Regions from separate parts of the Homo sapiens genome. Here region 2 is linked to region 1. Evidence: chromatin contacts called from ENCODE Hi-C or POLR2A ChIA-PET data. All regions are on one chromosome and are shown on one strand. Each heading gives the region's core, a stretch centred on a gene start or an enhancer-like site at or near the end of the contact. The rest is flanking DNA. Distances are from core to core; before and after follow the strand shown. Region 1 holds the start of PRSS2 (serine protease 2). Region 2 holds the start of EPHB6 (EPH receptor B6).

The links. A loop is a pair of places that touch in the nucleus more often than their neighbours do. ChIA-PET counts read pairs that join two places held with the same protein, here RNA polymerase II (POLR2A). Pooled maps may share reads with other maps.
Region 2: a pooled map shows a loop between it and region 1 (2.5-fold over the local background). The contact joins the promoter of EPHB6 here to the promoter of PRSS2 in region 1. A Hi-C loop is called at or near these places in 2 of 168 maps with a recorded cell type or tissue (B cell and PC-9), 6 of 37 single-sample maps with no recorded cell type and 11 of 50 pooled maps. POLR2A ChIA-PET finds 5 or more read pairs at or near these places in 8 of 52 experiments (B cell, CD4-positive, alpha-beta T cell, CD4-positive, alpha-beta memory T cell and 5 more).

The regions. Positions count from the first base shown.
Region 1 is chr7:142,768,249-142,773,380 of GRCh38, forward strand. PRSS2 (serine protease 2) reads left to right here and starts at 2,722. Exons shown (of 5, transcript NM_002770.4): 1 at 2,722-2,774; 2 at 3,801-3,960; 3 at 5,018-5,132. The coding sequence starts at 2,735. It also overlaps TRB.
Region 2 is chr7:142,852,676-142,857,807 of GRCh38, forward strand. It overlaps EPHB6 (EPH receptor B6), which reads left to right and starts at 2,401. Exons shown (of 20, transcript NM_004445.6): 1 at 2,401-2,710.

The DNA of each region.
Region 1 (5,132 bases), core at 1,472-3,971:
ACTGTTATGATAATGGAAGGACAGTGGTTTGGCATGTTAAGCACTAAACACAAGCCAGAAAGATATCTTAGAGAAGTAGACAAAGAAATCTATAGTTCAGAATGAACAGTACCAAGAATGACATGTCCCCCAAATTGAGCATGGGTAGCTGGATCTGAACCTATCCTACACATCTGAGTCTACAGTATGAGGTAACAGTCTTCACCTATAGCTATCTCCTCTGCCTGTAAGGTCATTCCTTTTTGAAGAAAGCTGACCTCAGACTATACTGTGATCGCTTAAGGAAGAGCACAAAATACTGGAGAAGGCTAGTCTTCAAGCTCTAGATACAGAAAATCCTCAATTCTTGGGTGTTACCTTTCAGAAAAAGAGTCAGAGCTACAAGCCCTGATCCAAAAATCCCTTTTTCCAAAAAAATTCTCCATCTTCTACCAAGGTTCACCTCCCTGTTTAGTGCACACTGGTGTCTATAGTTGCTAGAGCAAGAGTCTCTCCTTATCCTCTAAGGCAGGAGTTCTGTGAAGACCCCATGACAAGGGGACAAAATGAAATAACATGTTCAGCGACAACACAGCAAAACCCCATATTATCAATGCTCTAAAACCTAGCTACCTCAGGCTTGGCCAGTTATTCATGAGCAGAGAGGTGTGTCATCTACATGGCAGTCATGGCCTGGATGGGTCTGGAACTGTGGCAAGGTAAGGCTCTGAGAAAAGGTGCCAGGAGAAAGATGAATTCAATCATCTATTTCTGCCAGGAAGAAAAGCACCAGGAAGGAATCAGATGTACAGTTTGTCCTCTGGGGACCTCTGCCTTGATCCTCAATAAATCTCCTTTTAGATGCCACGTGCAGCAATTCCCACACTTCACAATGCTCTCCATGGCTTCTGTTGGCCTTATGGTCAGCTCTGCCAAGATCTGTATTCTTGGGCAAGACAGAATCCTTCTGAATCTCAGTCTCTTCCTCTATAAATGGAAATAATTTTGCTCCACACAAGTCACCATTAGCACGTTGGTGGGAAGTTAAACTGCGAAACTCAGCATAAACAAAGAGCAATGTACCACTGTTGCTTACGTGAAAACTCCCGTGAAGCAGTCAGGCACCATGCACCATCTAAGCATAGCAGCGTTAGGTATCAGCCTATTAGTGATTAGAGAGGGTACCGGGGAGAGAGGGGGCCTCAGAGCAGTGGGTCTCCTGGCTGTGGGGAAGCTGCCTCAGTGGCCATGCCAGGAGCTGAACCTGAAGGTACTCTGTGTGTCCTCTCAACACCATGGACCCTATTTTGGTATTTTTTTCCAGTTACCTCTGGTTTCCATTTGCTTCCTCCCTCTAGCCCCCTGGCCATGTCCGATTTCTCCAGCAAGTTTCTGAGCTTTTCTCATTTTGCTCACTGTCTCCAGAACATCCCTGCTTCTTTTACCTTTCAAAGAATTCAAACTTGAACTCTGCTCACTCCTGCCCATCACCAACATTAGCTCAGAGTTGATGAGAAGGGAAAGCACCCTCATAAGGAAGCCCCTCCTTTCCTTACATTATTAGACCTGAGCGCAGACAGCATCTCCATCTCCACACTGCTCTGGCCAGGTTATGCCTCAGTCAATTACACGACTGTATCTTAGTACCCTTGGTAGGGCTCAAATCAGGATATTCTCTAGAAAGATTCACTTAGTACTGAGCCAAGTATAATCTCACTACATCTAAAATAGAAAATTCTAGACCCACCCCTCCACATCTTTGTTATTGAACCCAATATGTCACCCATTTACCATGTGCTCAAATCCCTACCTACTGCTGATTCTCAGATCAAATCATAACCCAGATTTACCATGGTCCAAACTCTGACATGTGATCAGGGGCATGTCATTCTGGTTCAGGCTGTCAGCCCCAAGCAGGTGGGTCAGTTTCAATCACCCTGAGTGCAGGTTGCAAGGGCAACCATGAGGCTGCATAAAAAGAACCTATGACAGGATGCACATGAGAGACAAATGTCTTCACATTGAAGAAGGGGAGGAGTGCGCCATTGGTTTTCCATCCTCCAGATGCACTGAGTAAGCTCCTACCTAACCTGTGCCCCCTCCTTCTTCTCATCCCTATGCCGTGGTAGGAGGGAGAGCCATCTTCAAGCCCAGCATCCTATGGAATGCTGAGTCTCTCTTCTCCTTACCCCTTAATGTTGGAATTCTCATTCCCCAAAGCCTTGGATTTGACTTTCCCACTGAGTGACTGGAGAGAAGCATCTTCATATTCACAGGAACAAGCCTTAGTTAGATAAGACTTTGCCCCTCTCCTGGGAGCTCCAGGACACTAAAAAGCCAAGCTTGCTACCAACACTTGCCCTTCCTTAAGTACATTAAATATAACCCCAATAGTAAAATATATTCCTAAACAGCCAGGCCATTCTCCCTCCTTCTAACCCTCATCTCCTCGGCCTAAGAAAGCCCAGCTGTGTGATCTGGGGCTTGGCTTCCCCTGTCTTTCCCATATCAGCATCCTTCCAGGAAACAGCCGGTCTCCCTCTCTGCTCTCAGAAGGCAAGTTTCCTTATCACCTGTGAATCACAAACCCACAGAGTGGCCAAACATACTGATGCAAGACCATAGGAAGGGGAAAGCTGCAGGTGTGTTTGTGCTGGGAGGAGCAGTGACCCTCACCTCACAGACACCTCCTCTCCCCATCCTCGGGAGGTATAAAGACGGGTTCTCCACCAGCAATCAGGCACACTCTACCACCATGAATCTACTTCTGATCCTTACCTTTGTTGCAGCTGCTGGTGAGTTTCACGCCCTGCCTCAGGCCTCAACCAACCCTTCCCTGGCAGACACATGCCCTGCCATTCTTGCCACCTCTCCTCTTTTGACTGTGCTGTGATATTCTATTTCCTCCATCTGGCATTTCTTCTTCCCATCCTCCTTGGGCTCTTTTTAAGCCTCACTTGTTCCACCTTCTCCTTGATTTCACTCCCACCGCTGTTATTCATCCATATCCGAGCTGTGGTTGGAGAAGCTGGGAAGGGAGACCAGGTGGGGCTGGCCCATGAAATGAAGCAGTAGGCTTCAGGCTTGGCTCTGACAGCACCACAATAGCACCACTATAGCTGCTCTTAACCTCGAATGCACCTGGGGAGGTTGAAATTACTCATGCAAGACACTCAACTCTAGAAATTCTCACTTCAATTGTCTGGTGTGCAGCCTGTGTTCTGGGCTTTTAAGCTTCCCAGGTGATTTTTAACATTTCTAGGCATGCAGCCAAGGTTAAGAATTGCTGTTGTTTTGACCAATAATAACGTATACCTTTGTTCTGCAAAAGTGAGCCTGGGGCTTCCCTCAACTCTGCCCTCACTGGGCAGATTTGAGCTGAGGGGGAAACTGGTCATGGCCAAGTCGATGTCGCCAGGGGGTTTTCCTAGCTTGGCCAAAGTAGCCAGACAATCCGGGGCTTAAATAACCAGGTGGAGTACACAGGTGGTGAATAAAAGAGAGAAGACTTCAGTGCTTGAGACAGCCACATCCCAAATCCTATCCCACTGGAAGTATTGTGAGGATATTCCTTGCGTCCTCAGCCTGGTGACCCCAGGAGAGATCTGAACCCCCACAGGGTACCTAGCTACGTGCCCTGCAGACACAGAGACTTGGGAGCCACATCCAGTGATGATCACCAGGGCTGGCAGCGCTCCCCCCCTTGCCTAGCCTCACTGAGCTTGTTAAGGTTTTCTAATTAGCAGGAAGCAGCCACAGGCTGGGAGCGCCACCCCTAACATGCTACTGACTTGCCTTCTCCCTTCCCATCTCCACTCCAGTTGCTGCCCCCTTTGATGATGATGACAAGATCGTTGGGGGCTACATCTGTGAGGAGAATTCTGTCCCCTACCAGGTGTCCTTGAATTCTGGCTACCACTTCTGCGGTGGCTCCCTCATCAGCGAACAGTGGGTGGTGTCAGCAGGTCACTGCTACAAGTCGTAAGTGTGGGGCCCCTGACTGCAAAACTCCCAGCCAGGCTGCCTGGGAGAGCTTGGATTCAGCCCAGGGAAGTACTGAGGTTGGGTAGGACGGACGAGAGAGATGGTGGAAAAGAAAACTTGTTGGCAGCAGCTGACTCTCCAGAGCAGAGAGTGAACACAAGACAGGAAGCCCTCACACCCAGGCAAATCCATGAAACAGCAAGGGTTGTGGTCATAAAAGCAGGCAGGGATGATCTTGGGGTGGTGAGAGCTAGTGAGAAGAGCAGGCTAGTACTTTTGCTGGTTAGCTACACATTAAAGCCACCTAAGAATGAGTACTTAAAAATACTGATCCCTGTGTTCTATCCCAGGGCAATTAACTCAAAATTATCAGGAAGAGGGTGTGAATATCAGTGAGTATTTCACACTCTACCTCTGGTAACTGTAGAGTGTATAGACAGAGCTGAGAACTGCTGCCTACACCAAGAACTCTTAAACCTGAGTATGCATCAGAACTCCCTGCAGGCTTGTTAAGGCACAAATCACTGGGACCCATCCCCAAGGTTCTGATCAGTAGGTGGGGGTAAGGACCAAGAACTTACATTTCTAACAAATTCCCAGGAGATGCTAATGCTATGGCTACCCTTGGATTAGATTACACAGAAGGGTGGTGCTCACCAGGCCAAGAATGGAGGGAGGAGCAGGCACTGTGCACAGTTAGCAAAGGCCTGGAGTGAAGAATGTTGGGAAAACTTCAAGGAGCTCCTTGTGCCCACAGTGCTAGTGACATGGAGATTATGGGAAAGAGTCTGGGAAGGCAGATTGAGGAGCAGCCTCTGGTGGGATCCCTTTGACTCTTCCCCACTCCACTACCACCAACCTCTGAAGCAGAAAGGTCCTGGGTTTCACACCTGCACTGACCCACATTGCTCTCCTGCCCATGCAATATGGCCACACACCCCACCCCATGCCTCCAGAGCTGTCCATGAGCAGGGAGCTTAAGGACCCATGGAAAGGTGGGAGGGGTGCCCTGGCTGTGGGAGAAGGTCTTCACCATGCCTGCCCTGCCCATCAGCCGCATCCAGGTGAGACTGGGAGAGCACAACATCGAAGTCCTGGAGGGGAATGAACAGTTCATCAATGCGGCCAAGATCATCCGCCACCCCAAATACAACAGCCGGACTCTGGAC
Region 2 (5,132 bases), core at 1,151-3,650, 84 kb after region 1:
ACCTCCGCCTCCCGGGTTCAAGCGATTCTCCCACCTTGGCCTCCTGAGTGTCTGGGACTATAGGCATGCATCACCATGCCTGGCTAATTTTTGTATTGTTTGGTAGAGATGAGGTTTCACCATGTTGGCCAGGCTGATCTCAAACTCCTGACCTCAAGTGATCCTCTCACCTCAGCCTCCCAAAGTGCTGGGATTACAGGCATAAGCCACTGTGCCCATCCACATAGAAAAAGTTTAAATATTATTTTTTATTGATTCATTCTATAACACTTCTAAGCACCTGGAGTGTCCCAGGCACCAAACAAATTATAGCAAAAAATTTACATTAAACTTTAAAAAGGAATTCATTACTTTGCTTTTTAATAGCTGCAGGTTGCAGCATACTTTAACAATGCATTCTATGCTCTCCACCTACCATTAAAACTTGGTTTGATAAGACATAGGCAATTAGGATGCAAAGCCGACTAATCACAAATTTAAACCTCTTTGCATCCTGAGTATGACACTTCCTTTGAAAACTAGATGCCTCTCAAATTTTATTAACAAGACAAATATAACTAATTACACAAGCCTTGAGCAGCAAAAACTTCATTTCATATTATAGTCACCTAATATGAGGTATATCATGAAATAGAAAAGAAGGCAGATATTTTTACTGTTATGTCAATACAGGATACGTTGCAAATTACTACAGGAATTTCTGGGTTTTATAAAGTAACAACTACGGTTTGGTTTTGTCCATATTTTTATTTTAACATAATCTAGTTATGTGTCTTTTTTTTAAGTTTTCAATATAACCATAGATGTCTAGCAATCAGGCATGTTAATGTATGAGTTACGTAATTCCACACACAATGCAAATTCTGTTTCTTTGCAGAAGTCTTTGAAAGCCTTGGAGATAACCAGAAAATGAAGGAAGCCCTCCACCACTGAGTTTCAGGGCAAAGGGAAGAAACAAGATAAAGTAGAACCGTCAGTACAAGTGGAATTATTAATGACGTCCAAATGCAGTCATTAAATACTATCAGACTTATTTATTGACTCCTGATATTAAGAGTGAACAAACCCCTGGCCAAGTGGGAACTTGCTCGGTAGCCTTTATCTTTCTATCACTCATTCAGTCAATTCATTAAAGCCTGTTTGTCTCTCCCAGGTGACTCTTACTGAGTTTCATTGTTTTGTTTATTGTGTTTGTTGGCTCATAGATCTCTTTCACAATTTTCTTCGGCTTCTGAATGCTCTTTAAGTACCAGTTTTGATCAGCCCATTTGCTTTAATAAACAGGAGAGCAAGATGGGACAGGGCGATACAGGGAGAAAAGGGGGCAAAGGGAATCGCACCGGGTGCTTGTGCTCCCTAGAAAAACCAGCAGGTGGTAGCAACACTTCGTGGCAAGGCCCCAGCCCAGCTCTGTAGGACCCAAACAATAGACCCCAAATCCCCGTCCTCGGCTAGAGAAGGGGTTAGAGGTGGGCGGAAACACTTTTCCTCGCGGCGCCCCCTCGGTTCCTCAACCCTGCCTCCAGGCGCCAGCTGAGAGCACCTTGCACCGCCCCTCCTCACTGCAGGGAGGTTCTCTCCGGAGCGCGGGCGAGGGAGGAGGCACCCAGAGGTGCAGCGACTTGCCCAAGCCATGTCAGAGCCAGGCGTACAGCAGCGCTTCCCCTTTTCAACCCGACTGCCCTGCCCCTTGGGGAGGGTAGATGGAGGGAGGTTCGACTCAGAAGCCCCAACGTTGACCAAGATCCAGACACGAAAAGAGAAAAGAGTTCCCGGCTAGCACGGCGACGCTTTCATACCGAGACGCCCCCCTCTCCCGCTGCCTCGGCTCCCCCTACCACCGCCCGTACTCTCCCAGATTTCTCAGTTTGTCTTTCCCTCCACCCCCTGCTTTTCCTTCCTTCTCTCTTGCTCAGCTCACGCCCACCTTAGTTCCAAGCTGAGTAGGAGCCCCACTGTTTTAGTTCCTAGAGTTAAAGCCGAAGAGGAGGGAGGCGCGAGGGGGTGTGTGCAGGGCTCTGCCCTGCCCTGAACTGCCACGGTCCGCCAGTTGCGCTTCGCTCCGCGGGTGTCCGACCCAAGCCGAGCCCGAGCCCGAGCCCAGGCAGGGGCTTTACAGACAGCCTCTTCCCTTCCCACTTCCTGCAGGCGCCCCACGCGTGCGATCCTCCCGGCCAAGACCCGCGGGAGGAGGCCGCCCCCTTCCCGGCGCACAGGCGGGGCCCCGGGCGCGCCCCGCGTCTCCCCCGCGCGCCGGGGCGGAGGAGCGGGCGCCGCGCACTCACCGCCTAGGCCGGGAGGGCGGGCTCGGCTCCCCGGAAGAAGGGAGTGGGAAGGCGGCCAAAGGGGCTGAAGGGGCGGGCCGGGCCGGCTTGGGAGGGGACGCGGAGGGGGCGGGCCGGGCTGCGTTCGCTCCAGCCGCGGCTCTACAGCAGCGGGCGGCGGGACCCGGGACCCAGCTTGGCGACGGCGATCTCGACGCGGGCCCCCAGGATCTCCCGGCGCCCCACCTCTGGAGCAGCCCCTGCCGCCAGCGTCAGGTCCACCCCGGAATCCCAGGGACTCTCGGCGCCGAACGGACCCGGGCCGGGTGCAACGGGGTCCCCGGACTGGAGAAGACGCGGGTGGCACCGTGCGAGCTCCAGGAGCCCCGGGTCCACTGCGAGGCCTCGGGGGGCGCAGACCTGCAGAGACTGCGGCCAACGGGAAGGTGAGCCCGCGGGGTTAGCAGGCGGCGTTGTGGGGGTCGGGGACAGTATGCTTGGGGACAGAGGAATTAAGGTTTGCAAGAGTAGTGGGGCTCCTCAGCCCCTAGGTGGCTTCCTGAGGGAGTACTGAGGATCCTTCCTCAAGGCCAGAGTGGGGTTCATGAAGGGTGAGGAAACGGTCAACCTGGCTACTCCCCTCTCACTCCACTCTGACCTGGCATCATTGACACCGCATTACCCTTGCTGTTAGGATCCCCCAGTTGCGTTCCCAGACATTCTCCTCTGGCTCTGGCTTGGGAGTCCTAATCTGGGAGGGTCCTCGCAGAGACGGAGCTCCACGCTTGGAACAGGATTGCCACCCCTCTGACTCCAGTGGCATCACTCCAATCCCCTTGGAGCTGGGAGGAGTCAGGAGGCTGACCACACACCTGTCCCCTGCTCCCCACAAGGCACTGTCCCCCCCAGCTCCATGACCACAGTTAAGCCTTGGAGGTGGAAGGAACGCTTGGTTCCTGCTGCCCAGCCATCACCCCCAACGTGCAACCAAATTCTATTGCGTGCTCCTGCCCCAGCTCCACCCTCGCTCTGCTCCCTCCATCTGGGTGCTTGGCCCTGCTTGCCCCACACCCCCACCCACCGATCTTGGCCGTCTGGCACCCTCTCTCCTCCCATCCCTGGGGGAGCTGGCATGGACCCAGCATAGCAATGTTGTAATGTCCCTGGCAGCGCCCATGGAGCGGAGCTGCTGGGTCTGTTCCCAGTTAACCCAGGCCCTCCGCCCGCCAGGGGAACTTGACTGAGGCTCTAGGAGGGGAGATGCTGGTCCTGAGCTGAGAGACCAGTGGGAGGGAGCTGTGTGGGGCTGTTAGTAGACCACAGAAGCTGCCCAAGTAAGGGGCATTGGAGCATTGAGGCTTCTGAGTGCTGCTCAGTGGGGCCACTTGGCTTTTCAGAGCAGTGGGCCTTTTTTCTCAAAGGAAGATTAGCGTGGGGGTGTCTATGTACTTACCTGGTGGCCTCAGAAGGAGGACTTGTTTGGAGTCTATTACTCCATTCAGGGTGCAAAAAGATGGTTGGCAATGACACTGAGTTACCAGAATGCTGGGGAGCAACAGGCTGGGGTGGGCTGAGCATGGGAAAGGCAGGATCCTCCTTCTGGGACGGCTGTTCTGCTATCACTCTGTCCTGAGCCTGGGCCCTAGACCCTGAGTTCCCACTCTAGGTAGAAGGAGGATGGCAGGTTCTGGAGGGTTTGGGAAGCCTCAGGTTTCCCTTTCTTTACCCACTCCTCCCCGCCCCCCACTTGGCTCCCTCTCCCAGCCCAGGTGTTTCTGCAGAAGTACCTCCTGGGGCCAAGAGCAACTCACAGCCAGACTGGGGGTAGAGCAGGGGCCGAAGGTGAGGAAGAAGGGCCCATGGAACCACTCCGGAACCAGCACTGATGTGCATCTTCTGCCACAGGAAAGCAACAGCCCCCATCTACACAGACAGCATCTGCTCCCGCCCACCTCATCTCATACACATTCCCTTACACACTCCACCAGGTAGACACACATCCTCAGGCACTGCTGACGCAGGTGCTACTCCTGGCACTCAGGGGCTTTCTTCCACAACCTTCCACTTACTCATCTCTCAGGCACATTTGCCTCCTGCCTTAACACCCTCCCTTATGCTCTTTTCCAGAGCCACGCATGTCCCCGGTCAGTGCACAGAGTGGCTCATTCTAAGTGGCTGTCTGGCTAGACCTAGACACTGCCTGCATCTTAAAAGCCTCCCCCAGCTCCACAGCCTGGGAGTGGGAGGCACATTTGTCTGAGTCACAGTGCTCTGGGGGACATTCTCAGGGGCTGGAGGCCTCCAGGGACACAGGACTGTCCTCTGCTAGGTAATCTACAAATTGGCTTCTCCAGCCAAGGAAGCAGGGACTAGAAGAGCCGGAGGACAGCCACCTCCTCACTGTCTGTCCTGGATGCCTCCATGAAGCCTGATGATGGGATCCTTCTCAAGGCAGGAGGCCAGAGCACGAAGAGATCTCCAAGGTGGAGATTAAAGGATAGAGGCTTTGGCATTAAACTGAGCAAGGATTATACTGGAATTTCCTGGGCGTTTAACAGCTGTGGAACAGGATAGGGGACAGGGCCTGTGGTACTGACCCCTCCCACACTGACCTGTGTGGCTCACAGGTGTAAGGACCAGCCCAGCAACCACACCAGACATAAAACCTCGAACCGCTTTGCCCTTGGGACTGTTCTGTCCCTGCTGGACTCTGCAGCCTGCTTTGTCTCACTAAATTGTTCCTGTCTGGGCTCGGTTTGGGGCCATGCCCTTTACTATGTGTTCCCAGTGGACAGTCCCCTGGGTTCCCCTCTGTCCCTTCATAGCCTCATCCCTTTGCTTGACATCGTCGAAGAGAAGCATGCATGA